Regions from separate parts of the Homo sapiens genome. Here region 1 is linked to region 2. The links are chromatin loops, found by intact Hi-C in ENCODE. Cell type or tissue: heart left ventricle. All regions are shown on one strand. Links, peaks and the distances in the headings refer to the core of each region. The heading gives the core; the rest is flanking DNA.

Region 1 (5,372 bases), core at 297-5,296, 150 kb before region 2:
CATCAGTCTGTCTAGCTGCACTGGGGCAGGGGGTGCACCTGGGTTAAGTCTAACAGAACTCTGACCCTTTTTTTTTTTTTTTTTTGAGATGGAGTTTCACTCTTGTTGCCCAGGCTGGAGTGCAATGGCACGATCTCGGCTTACTGCAACCTCCGCCTTCCAGGTTCAAGCAATTCTCCTGCCTCAGCCTCCCAAGTAGCTGGGATTACAGGCGCCTGCCACCATGCCCAGCTAATTTTTGTATTTTCAGTAGAGACGGGGTTTCGCGATGTTGGCCAGGCTGGTCTCGGACTCCTGACCTCAGGTGATTCCCCCCCCCCCCCCGCCTCAGCCTCCCAAAGACTCTGACCCTTTTAACCAGGGAATGGGAGGCCCACACAAACAACTTTCTCTCGCCAAAACTAAATAGAACCCAGGATTTATTTGAAGATGTAAACTCATCAGTAATAGGACTGAACGTCTTTTTAATATCAACAGAGTAAATTCATTATGAATAATTACACTTTGACCCTAAAATATTCTCAAGTGCTCAGTTACCTCAATGTACTTAAATACCAAAAAAACTGCCTGTGCTGAAATATGTACTGGCTAGGCTTATCTGAAGGGCTAAGGGTGACTAAATTCACATCCAAAGTTAAATCACAATGTAGTAAATAACAGGTTTCTACTTCTTGCTGAATTCTGTGAGAATTCAAAGAGAATGCTTGCGGTTACAAACTGCTGTGTGAGGTTGAAATCGTCAGCCACTACACTTCGTGGGCGCTCCTTTAAAAACCACAGCAAAACACAAGGATGCAAACAGATGGCTTTGAAAGAAATTCGCGTGAGGGGAAGCAGGAGACCAAGGAGGAATGAGCCTGCAGAGGGGACGGTAGCCGCCCCCTCAGCTCTCCACAGGAGTGGTCTCTGGGGTTCCCGGGCTCACAGCAAAGTGAGAGGTGGGGGTCTCGGGCGTTCCCCTGAGCTCCCGGAGGGCCTGTGGCTCCTTTAATTCCAGGACCACCCGGCTCAGAAGGCCTTTGAGCAGCTGCATTTCTCGGAGCAGAAGGTCCACGTCGGGTTTCAGGGCTCCAGCCGATTGTTCCAAGGGCGTCGGCGGAGCGCAGGCGGGTGGCCCCGCAGTCGGGGCGCCGCTCGCCGGGAACTGCAGCCCGGTGGAGGTGGTGTTCCGGACGGAGGTGACCAACGGGACCGATCTGGACACCGGGGGCTTTCTGAAGGAAAGCGGCCTATTACCAGGAGCCAAGGCTGCGGCCCATGGAGCTGGGGCGGTGGTGGAGGCCGGGTCCAGGGGAGAACCTGTGAATGCATTACGCCCAGTCACGCGCGGCTTGCATGGTTCTTCTCGGCGCTGGGCTGGGGGAGGGGCGTAGGGCGGTGGGCGGGGATGGGGAAGGCCGGAAGAGGGGTGAGGAGGAGGGCGGCGAAGGGGAGATGGGAAAGGCGGGGGGCGGGACGGGAACCAGGGGGCGGGGGTGATTCGTGGGTGCCGAGAGGCGGAAGCAGGGCTGACCGCCAGGGTCGGCGTCCGGGAGGGTGTGCAGGCACTCACCCGGCCCCGGGAGCTGCAGCCACGGACTGCGTTTCCGGACACTGCGGGTGGCGGTAGCCGCCTCGCACCAGTACGATTCGAGCTCCTCGACCTCGGGCTCCGGGACTGTGTACTCGGCGCCCCAGTCGAAGCGGCGCACCGCGCGGCTGTACTTGTAAAACGCGAACTGCAGCGGCGTGTCGCGCTTCTGCGGGTGCAGGCGCGTGTCGCAGCGCAGCACCACCCCACCCAGCGCCGCGCCGCGGGCCTCCCGCGGACCCATCACCCTCAGCACCGGCGCCCGGAACAGCTCTACGGAGAGGGCGGGGAGCAACGGCGCCGGCTTGTCCACCGCTCCGCGACCCCGCTCCTTCCTGCTTCCCGCGAGGGCTCCTTGCAGACCCACAGACCAAGGGGGGAGGGGAGGAGGCCGTGTGTCCACGTGGAGGGGGAAGGGGAGCCTTCTGAAATGTGGGGCAGGGGGACCGAGTCCACGAGGGACGGGGAAAGCTTGAAAGGAAGAGGGACCAGGCCAGACGCTTCATGTCACATCCCGACTGACACTCAGCTCGGGTTCTGCAGCCTAGAATAGGAGACGCTGCGCCTGCCTTGCAGGACGCTAGGGAGTCGCTCCTTCGTCCCAGTCCCACAGTGGCCCCTGCCCCTGCCAGAGCTGCCCTCTCTGTGGGAGTCCCCAGCCAGAGTGAGAAGCCAGGATGTGCGTCGGGGAAAGGGACCAGCCTCCAAGCAGGCGGCGGATCAAGCGCTGCTTCACGGCAAAGGAGAGGAGACAGCGTCCATAGTCTAAGAGAAACCCTCCAAGTGGCAGCTATTTGAACTTCCGCCCCTTCTTTTCTCGCCGAGCTCCTGTCCCAGAATTTCTCAATGCTCATTTGCCTCCCTCCCGGGGCCCCTGGTCTCTCCCACCTTGCACTGTCACAGCCACCTTAGCGGAGAACATGGGCGCGCTCTCCACCGGGATGCGCATGGTGCCCGAGCACTGGTAGCGCCCGCTGTCGCTGGCACGCGCCTGTAACACAGTGTAGTTGGCGCTGGAGTGGAAGTAGCGCACGGCCTGGCCGTCGTGGTAGTAGTGAAGCTTGTAGACCACCTTGTCGTACCAGCCGCGGCAGCGCAGGACTAGCGGCTCACCCTCGAACACTGGCGCATAGGGCACTTGCAGAATCAGCCAATCTGCGACAGACACCACAGACACGCTTGACTCCACAGAAAGTCCAGCCCTGGAGATCTCCCACTCTCACAGCCTTCCAGCTTTCTCCTCTTAACTCCTCTCCCTCCCTTCCCCGCCATCTCCCACCGCTTTCTTTTCTTTTCTTTTTCTTTCTTTTTTTCTTGTTCTTTTTCTTTTTTTGAGACATGGTCTTGCTCTTGTCGCCCAAGCTGCAGTGCAGTGGCACAAACTCGGTTCACTGCAACCTCCACCTCTTGGGTTCAAGCGATTCTTCTGCCTCAGCCTCCCGAGTAGCTGGGATTACCGGTGGGCGCCATCACACCCAGCTAATTTTTGCATTTTTTAGTAGAGACAGGGTTTCACCATCTTGGCCAGGCTGGTCTTGAACTCCTGACCTCAGGTGATACGCCCACCTCGGCCTCCCAAAGTGGTGGGATTACAGGCGTGAGCCACCGGGCCTGGCCTCCCACTGCTTTCTTGAGCGGACAGGCCTTCCCTGGTGGTTGGCACCCAGCAGCCTCATAGTGCAAGATATATTTGTAGGTGAGTGGGAAGGAAGGGGGATGGCTGGTCTTTCACTTAGCCAGGGAGCAAAGATGCCAGAGACTTGGCTCCACCCTCAAAGGGTTTTGACCATGAGAATCAACTATAACCTCCTTAGGATGGTGTCAGAGTCCTCCTGACTGGGTCCTGCTTACCTCTCCCTCACCATGGCAGTATTCATTCCTGCCCCATTTCCTCTCTACTTTCCTCATCTTCCACTCCTAACAGGATAAGTTCCAGCCATACTGAACTGTTGAGAGAACTGGCCCTGCTCTGAGCCCGAGGCTTTTGTACCTGCTATTTCCTCAGCCAAGAAGACTCTCTTTCACCTGTTTAAGTTCACCTGCTTGTCCTGCATGTCTAGGCTTAGACCTTATCTCCTCCAGAAAACATCCCTGACACCCCAGGAGAGCCTTAGGTATCTCCTACAGCACCTCATAATTACCCTGTGATCATTATAGCACGCTTACATAGCCCTAGCACAGAGCAGATGCCATTTTAGGTGTTGTACATTGAGAAAGAATCCTGCAAGTAATAGCCACAATCCACATGCACTCCCAATCTGTAAGCAGTAATTACTCCTATAGTACTCAGTATAATTATTGCTATCACCAATGATTTCCGAACAAGAAACCACAGAGTATGAATATGAAGTGTGTGTAAGTGCTAATCTGAACATTGAGTGATGTGCTTTAAATTCTGAATACAAATTGTGGCTAGGAGTGCACGATCTCAGCTCACTGCAACTTCCGCCTCCCAGGTTCAAACAATTCTCATGCCTCAGCCTCCTGAGTAGCTGGGACTACAGGCACCCGCTATCATGCCCAGCTATTTTTTTTTTTTTTTTTTTTTTTAGTAGAGAGTGTTTCACCATGTTGGCCAGGCTGGTCTTGAACTCCTGACCTCAGGTGATCTGCCCGCCTTGGCCTCCCAAAGTGCTGGGATCACAGGCTTGAGCCACCGTGCCCAGCAATCCTGTACTTTATTGAACAAATTATTGTTATTTTTCTTATCCTGTTTTAAAACCCTTCAAGCATCTCGAGAATCAGTTTCTCAGCTGACTCCTGTGTACACATATACACGTCTGCAATAAAACTTTGAGTAAGTGCTCAGTTCAATTGCTGCTTTTTTTCTTTAGCAAATCATAATTCACTTTTAATCCTCAGAGCAGCCGAAGAGATACATACTATTATTGTCCCTTCTTTACAGATGTGGACACTGAGGCACAGAGAAGCATCACACTGTTCAACTGAGAGTAGATCCTTGATCTATGCTCAGACTGCCAGGGAAACTCACCTTTCCTGTTTGGTGAATTTCCTTTACTGCTCCCTCCCCAACCCCCTAAAGTTCTCTGTCCAGCACTCCAGGTCCTTGGAGCCTTTGCTCTTCTGAGCTGGTCTCAGAAACAAACAGAAATGTTCACACTGTGCCTCACACTATGGCAGGAGGGTAAGGGGACCTTGGGGGCTAGGCATGCCTTACTGCATCTCTCGCATAGTGCCGTGCAGGTCCCTACCTGCTCCAGAGACTTAAGATAGGCCCCAGTGTGGCCCTTGTTTCCTGCACCTTGGGATTGGCCCAGTGTTCCCTCCCACCAGAGGACTAGTATTGCCAGAGGAGACACGTGCTCCCCCTCCCCTCGTGCTCAGTCCACTCACCATTGGATACAGAGAGGTGGATGGGGTCACTGACGGGTGCTCCCCGTGTCTGGCATCGATACACCCCTGGTGTCTGCACCTCAATGCTCTTCTTGTGAGAGGGCAGAAGTAGGTGGCCCAAATACCAGAGAGTGCTGATGGGCTGGAGCTCCAGGAGCAGTGGGTGGTATCCATCACACTTCAAAGTTACCCGCTCCCCTTTGAAGATGGTGGTCCAAGGTGGATGTAGAGACAATATGGGCTTCTCCAGAGTAGCTGGGGTGGGGAGTGGGGTGAGAGGGGGCAGCATGCAAAGAGAATCAAGGTGAGGTGCCCAAAGAAACGACCTGAGTTTGGGAAATCTTAGGAAACCCCAGCTCGCAGGCCCCAGCCCATGTACTAACCCATCCCTGCAGGAGAGGAGATCACATTCATTGGGTTACAGACTACCAGTCCATCAGCCAGCACC
Region 2 (5,372 bases), core at 289-5,288:
CATGAAGATTAAATGAGAAAATCCATAAATAATGCTAAACACAGAACCTGCCATATAAATTTAGTCTTAATCATTATTATCATTAAAAGGCTAGAAGAATCTAGTCTCTGCTTCCAGTTGGGACTAGTGTTTATAGACCCACTTTGGGAAGGCAGATTAATGTTATAAACTCAAATGGTTCCAATTGTACATACTCTCAGATTCCAGCCTCTTGATTCAGAATGTACTCCTTTCTTTTTGTTCTGCTTGGTTGAATTTTGTTTCTCTTCCTCTTAATATCCTGACCACAGGCTCAGTGAATCCCTGTGGTTGTTTTTATCAATCCTCTCTACAGTTTCCTCCTTATAGCCACTTCCCCACAAGCTGAGACAGCCAGGCACTACAGTCAGCTGCCAACCCCAAAGGAGAGGGAAGCCTGGCAGAGAAGGCAAGCACCAGGAAAACAAACAAAAAGGATGATTGACTGATGGAGGCTCTGGTTGGAGAGGCCTCAGCCAGGTCTAAGCATCAGCCACACCTCCTCAGGGAATTCAGGTCTTTGTGTTAAAGCATCATCATCTCTAACAACCCATTAGAAATGCAAATACCCGGCCAAGAGTGGTGGCTCACACCTGTAATCCCAGCACTTTGGGAGGCCAAAGTGGGTGGATCACTTCAGCCAGGGAGGAGGGAGAGAGTAACATTTCTAAGTTTTATGGCTTGCTTTGGGGAAGAGGGATTTTGGTTTCTATGACTTGCTTCAGGGGAGAAGGAAGGGTAAAGGACAGAAGGGCAAGAGAATGTCAGAGAGACCTTGCTTCTGAGGTCTTCCAATCTCCCTTAGTTCAAAGCACTCAGCAGGCCAAAGTGCCATATATTGGGGTATTGTTTCTGTGCCCCAGCTGGCAACACTGGGTAAAATTGGAAATTAGTCAATGCTTATCATCATTAGGAACATGGTGGTTAGAACCAGGAAGAACTTGTAAAAAGTATCCAATTATTGGTGAAAGAACAGACAAATAGATTAATGGAACAGAATAGGGAGCCCCCAAATAGGCTCACATGAATAGAGTCAACTGATCTTTCACAAAGAAGCAAATGCAAAGCAACTGAGAAAAGTCATTAAAGACCCTCGTTTCAGAGGAGTACTGCCCCACACCCAGGAGGAAGGAATGGTACACAGGCCAAGAAGAATCTAAACACACAGGCCTTGCTAAGTTTTCCCCATCAGTCTGTTAGCATCAGACTCTACCCTTTATCCAGTCACATTTCTACAGGGCTAGGCATTCCTCATTGAACCTAAGCATAAAAACAGAGTCTTCCCTGAGTCTTTGGGTCTTCATTTCAGAAGGCTCCTGCATCATGTAAAATTTTGATAAAATAAAATAAAACTTTGACAAACTTTTCTCTTGCTAACTCATCTTTTGTTATAGGAGTGTCAGCTATGACGCTCATGATGGGCAAGGAAAGTTATCACAACTTTCCACCTCTATGAAGCTCCAGATTCTACTCTCTCTTCAATGATGATTTTCAGTATGAGGGTGCCCAGTCTGCCACAACCTGTCAGGGACAGAAGAGAGTTGAGATCTTAGGTAACCCCTGGGCAGGCTCATCTCTGGGGCAACACACAGAAGGGTGAGGACAAAGAGATAGCTTACTGTAAGTGCCACCCTAAAAAGGTGCTAGCCAGGAAGGAAGATGTAAGCCATCCCCTGGAGAGAAAGCAGAAGGGTCGAGAACCGGAAATGTCCATTAATCAGGTATCCAAAGAAGAAGGACTGATGTGTGAGGAGTCAGAAGCAGAAGGGAGGGTGCCGGGTCCAGGGCCAGTTTGAAACAAATCGTGTCAGCCAGGCATGGTGGCTCACGCCTGTAATCCCAACACTTTGGGAGGCTGAGGCAGCCAGATCACTTGAAGTCAGGAGTTCGAGACCAGTCTGACCAGCATAGTAAAACCCCATCTCTACTAAAAATGTAAAAATTAGCCAGCTGTGGTGTCACACACCTGTAATCGCAGCTACTTGGGAGGCTGAGGCAGGAGAATTGCTTGAACCCAGGAGGTGGAGGTTGCAGTGAGCCAAGATCATGCCACTGCACTCCAGCCTGGGCAGCAAAGCAAGACTCTGTCAAAAAAGAAAAAAGAAAAAAGAAAAAAGAAACAAATCTTGCCACCATCAAGTTCCCATCATCCATTTCTCTTTGTGCATTTATTGGCAGATTGATAAGGCAGGACAGATCCTAAAAGTGATTGGAATGTAAATAAAGGAGATCTCTGCCTCTACTAAATAAATACACAATAAAAATTAAAAGGAGATCTCCTCTGACCAAGGTATTTCAGTAAAGTTGCAAATATGAAGGTAAGTATTGCTGCTGGTTGAGTAGTCTTATGGAAAAGCCCTTCAATCGGGTCGCGGTTTATCGTTCTAGAAACTGGGAAAAGTATTTTGTACGAGAGGACAGTGGAGGTTCCTGCTCAGCATCTGTTCTTTCCTGTGGCCTCCAGTCTCAGTAGAGACCCTAGGAGAAGAGTTTACTGTGACTGGAGCAGAAGAGCAGGCTGCAGTTAACTTGGTCCCTGGCAGAATTACAGAAGTAAAATGAGGTCTTCAGGAATCACTGGAGGGAAATGATACTGAGAGTGGCAATAGCAACAAATTCTGAGCAGGAAAGCAATAACTCATGGGGATCAACTAGTGACTGATTTACTCAACCCATATGCAGTGCTCTAACCCAATGTTGACTCTGCTAGGTAAGAAAGATGGGGTGGGGATGGATGGGAGGAAGAAATGAAGAAATGAGAAGAACAGTGGTCTCTGTCCTGAGGAACCCTCATTACAATGGGAAAGATAGGATATTTGCAGGAGACAGATATAAAAACAATACAAACCTATCCTGTGCTTCACCTGAATTAGAGCAGAAAGTCGTAGAATTAAAAATTGAGGCTGGGCACGATGCCTGATGCCTGTAATCCCAGCACTTTGGGAGGCCGAGGCAGGTGGATCACCTCAGCTCAGGAGTTTGAGACCAGCCTGGCAAACATGGTGAAACCCCATCTCTACTAAAAATACAAAAAATTAGCCAGGGGTTGTGGCACGTGCCTGTAATCCCAACTATTTGGAAGGCTGAGACAGGAGAATTGCTTGAACCCGGGAGGTGGAGGTTGTAGTGAGCCGAGATCACGCCATTGCACTCCTGCCTGGGTGACAGAGTAAGCGACTCAGTCTCAAAATAAATAAATAAATAAATAAATAAAAATTGAGGAAAAGTGTGAGTGTTAGAAGAAACAATTGATTATAGAGCCAAAATATCTAATCAGAAAGATTGTGATTTCAGACATATCTGCATAATCTCTCTTCTTTACCTCCTCCCCCTGTAGCCCACTATCACCCTGCATTGACAGCCAAGAGCTGAGAGCCCCCGGAGCTGATCAGATTTCACTAGCAATCACAGCACACAACTTGGATGAGTGGCAATATGCTTTCCTCTAGAATGTGAAGGTGGAAGGCCCAAGAATCGAGCTTGGAGTGATAGTCCTGGCAGTAGGTCTCCCCTACTTGGCCTCCCATAGGCTTTTCCAACCACCCAGCATGATCGGTCCCTGTCCCCTGTCCAACAGCTGAGAATATGGTCAGAAAAGAGCCCTCCAATTTGAAGGGTAGTTCTGAATATTAAGGTACTTCTGAATAGTAAGAAGTAATAACATAAATATATGAAGAATATAGTAGCTCAGAGAAACAGGCTTGCACCATGAAGGGTTAGGACAGTCATAAAATGGAAATCATGTTTATATGAGAAACAACATAGCCTCAAGGGAAACAAAAGCCAGTATCAGGCTTTGGTGAAAACTTAGAACAAGGAGAGATTGTAAACTAACCAGACGTGTGAAGAGCAAATAGCAGAGCCTACCTACATAGCACAACTCCTGCCTGCATGGCCATCAGGACACAGTCAGTGCCGACCTCAAGGACACTTTTGATGATAACTTTTAAAACATACCATTTTACTTTCTGCTTTTTAGATTATCAAGTCATGTGAGAAACAGATAACTTCATCTAATTTCTGTGCTTAAATTCATTATGCCCTGCCATTCTGGTGATTTTTCATTTTGGACTTGGCCATTTTGATTTGTGGTATAAAAACAGCTGTGAAAACCAGCCTCATTAAAATGTTTTCATTAGAAACACCCCCCCAAAAAAACCTGTATTAATTAGAAACACCTGAAAAAAAACAGATAATACACAAAGTGATAACTTTTCTTGAACCCGTCAGAGTGCTGAGGTAGTGAGGCAACCAAGTACCCTGAAATCTAAGAAAAGACAGGTGTTTCTAAAGAGGGCTAGGATATGAGCACAGGCTCACCTGTAAGACAGCGTGGAAGGAAGGCAGGGCTACCATTCAAATGGGTTAGAAGAATTCAGCTAAAATTTTTAATAAATCGCTGAAAGCCAGATGTGGCCAAGAACTGAGAGCTCATGATACAAGGGCCATTCCTACGCATTTGAAGCATCTTCATGGGCCTCCACCAGAGCTCATGAAAAGCTTGTGGCCAGGGAATACATACCTAGGTAATGGAGCAGCCATCATTCTGGGAAAGGCATGAAGCCCACCTGAATCCTTTTTTCTAAGGAACAAATGTCTTAAATCACTAGAATAAGGGCCCAGGGCACAGAGCAGAGGAAAAGAGCCCATTACACCTGGAGGAAAGGAACAGGAAAAAACAACAACAACAACAACAACAAAAAACAACTCTCTACCCTTGGGGAAGGGGCTGGAAACCATCCCAAGCCTAGATGATTACAGGTCTTCTACCATTGAGTGAGATCTAGGATCACTGAAAAAGCCCTATCCTCAAGATCCAGGGACAGAAGGCCCGACTAAAACTGAGGCGGGACTAGAACAGCTGTCACAGCCCCACACGTTCTTCTTAGCCACTGCCCTGAAAAAATCAACAAGAACAGCGGCTATTGCAGCAAAGAAAGAGTTTAATAATCACAGGGCCAGCCATGTGAAGAGAGCAAGCAGCAATTTCTCAAACACATCTCCCTGACAATTCAGAGACTAGGGTTTTTCATGGGTACTTTGGTGGGCAGGAGGCTTGGAAACTGGAACAATCGATTGGCTGGGGATGAAATTACAGGGGTGTCTAAAGCTGTCTTCACGCAGCCAAGTCAGTTCCCAGGAGTGGGTGGATCTCAGGACCTAGTGGCGTCTCTTGGTCTACTGAAATGTTGAATCTGAAAAATACCTCGAAGACTCGTTCTTCAGGGTTCACAATAGTGATGTTATCTATAGGAGTAGTTGGGGAAGTTATAAATTTTGCAATCCCCGGTTACGTGACTCTGGTGCAGTAAGCAACATGCTACTGTAAGGACACATGGAAAGCAAGGAAGTGA

What was found. Hi-C counts contacts between places; a loop is a spot of excess contacts. Peaks named below come from ENCODE experiments on the same cell type or tissue, not always from the same donor. Only the 100,000 strongest peaks of a DNase experiment are listed, where the experiment ranks them.
Region 1: it touches region 2 in a loop (6-fold over the local background); 11 of 110 quality-filtered maps call a loop at or near these places.

Annotation. Positions count from the first base shown.
Region 1 is chr1:161,723,174-161,728,545 of GRCh38, reverse strand. It overlaps FCRLB (Fc receptor like B), which reads right to left. Exons shown (of 8, transcript NM_001002901.4): 5 at 4,925-5,179; 6 at 2,459-2,725; 7 at 1,553-1,843; 8 at 403-1,299. The coding sequence ends at 884. Among named protein-coding and RNA genes, the nearest start is that of FCRLB, 4.3 kb to the right of the region's middle. RefSeq lists enhancers at 1,056-1,105, 2,166-2,305 and silencers at 1,366-1,625, 1,656-1,705, 1,716-1,955. In heart left ventricle, for the core only: a CTCF peak has its summit at 2,350; DNase peaks (open chromatin) are centred at 1,365 and 2,575; H3K4me3 peaks cover 2,489 bases; H3K27ac peaks cover 1,774 bases.
Region 2 is chr1:161,571,864-161,577,235 of GRCh38, reverse strand. No RefSeq gene overlaps it. Among named protein-coding and RNA genes, the nearest start is that of FCGR3A, 25 kb to the right of the region's middle. In heart left ventricle, for the core only: no CTCF peak of the experiment used is centred there; no DNase peak of the experiment used is centred there.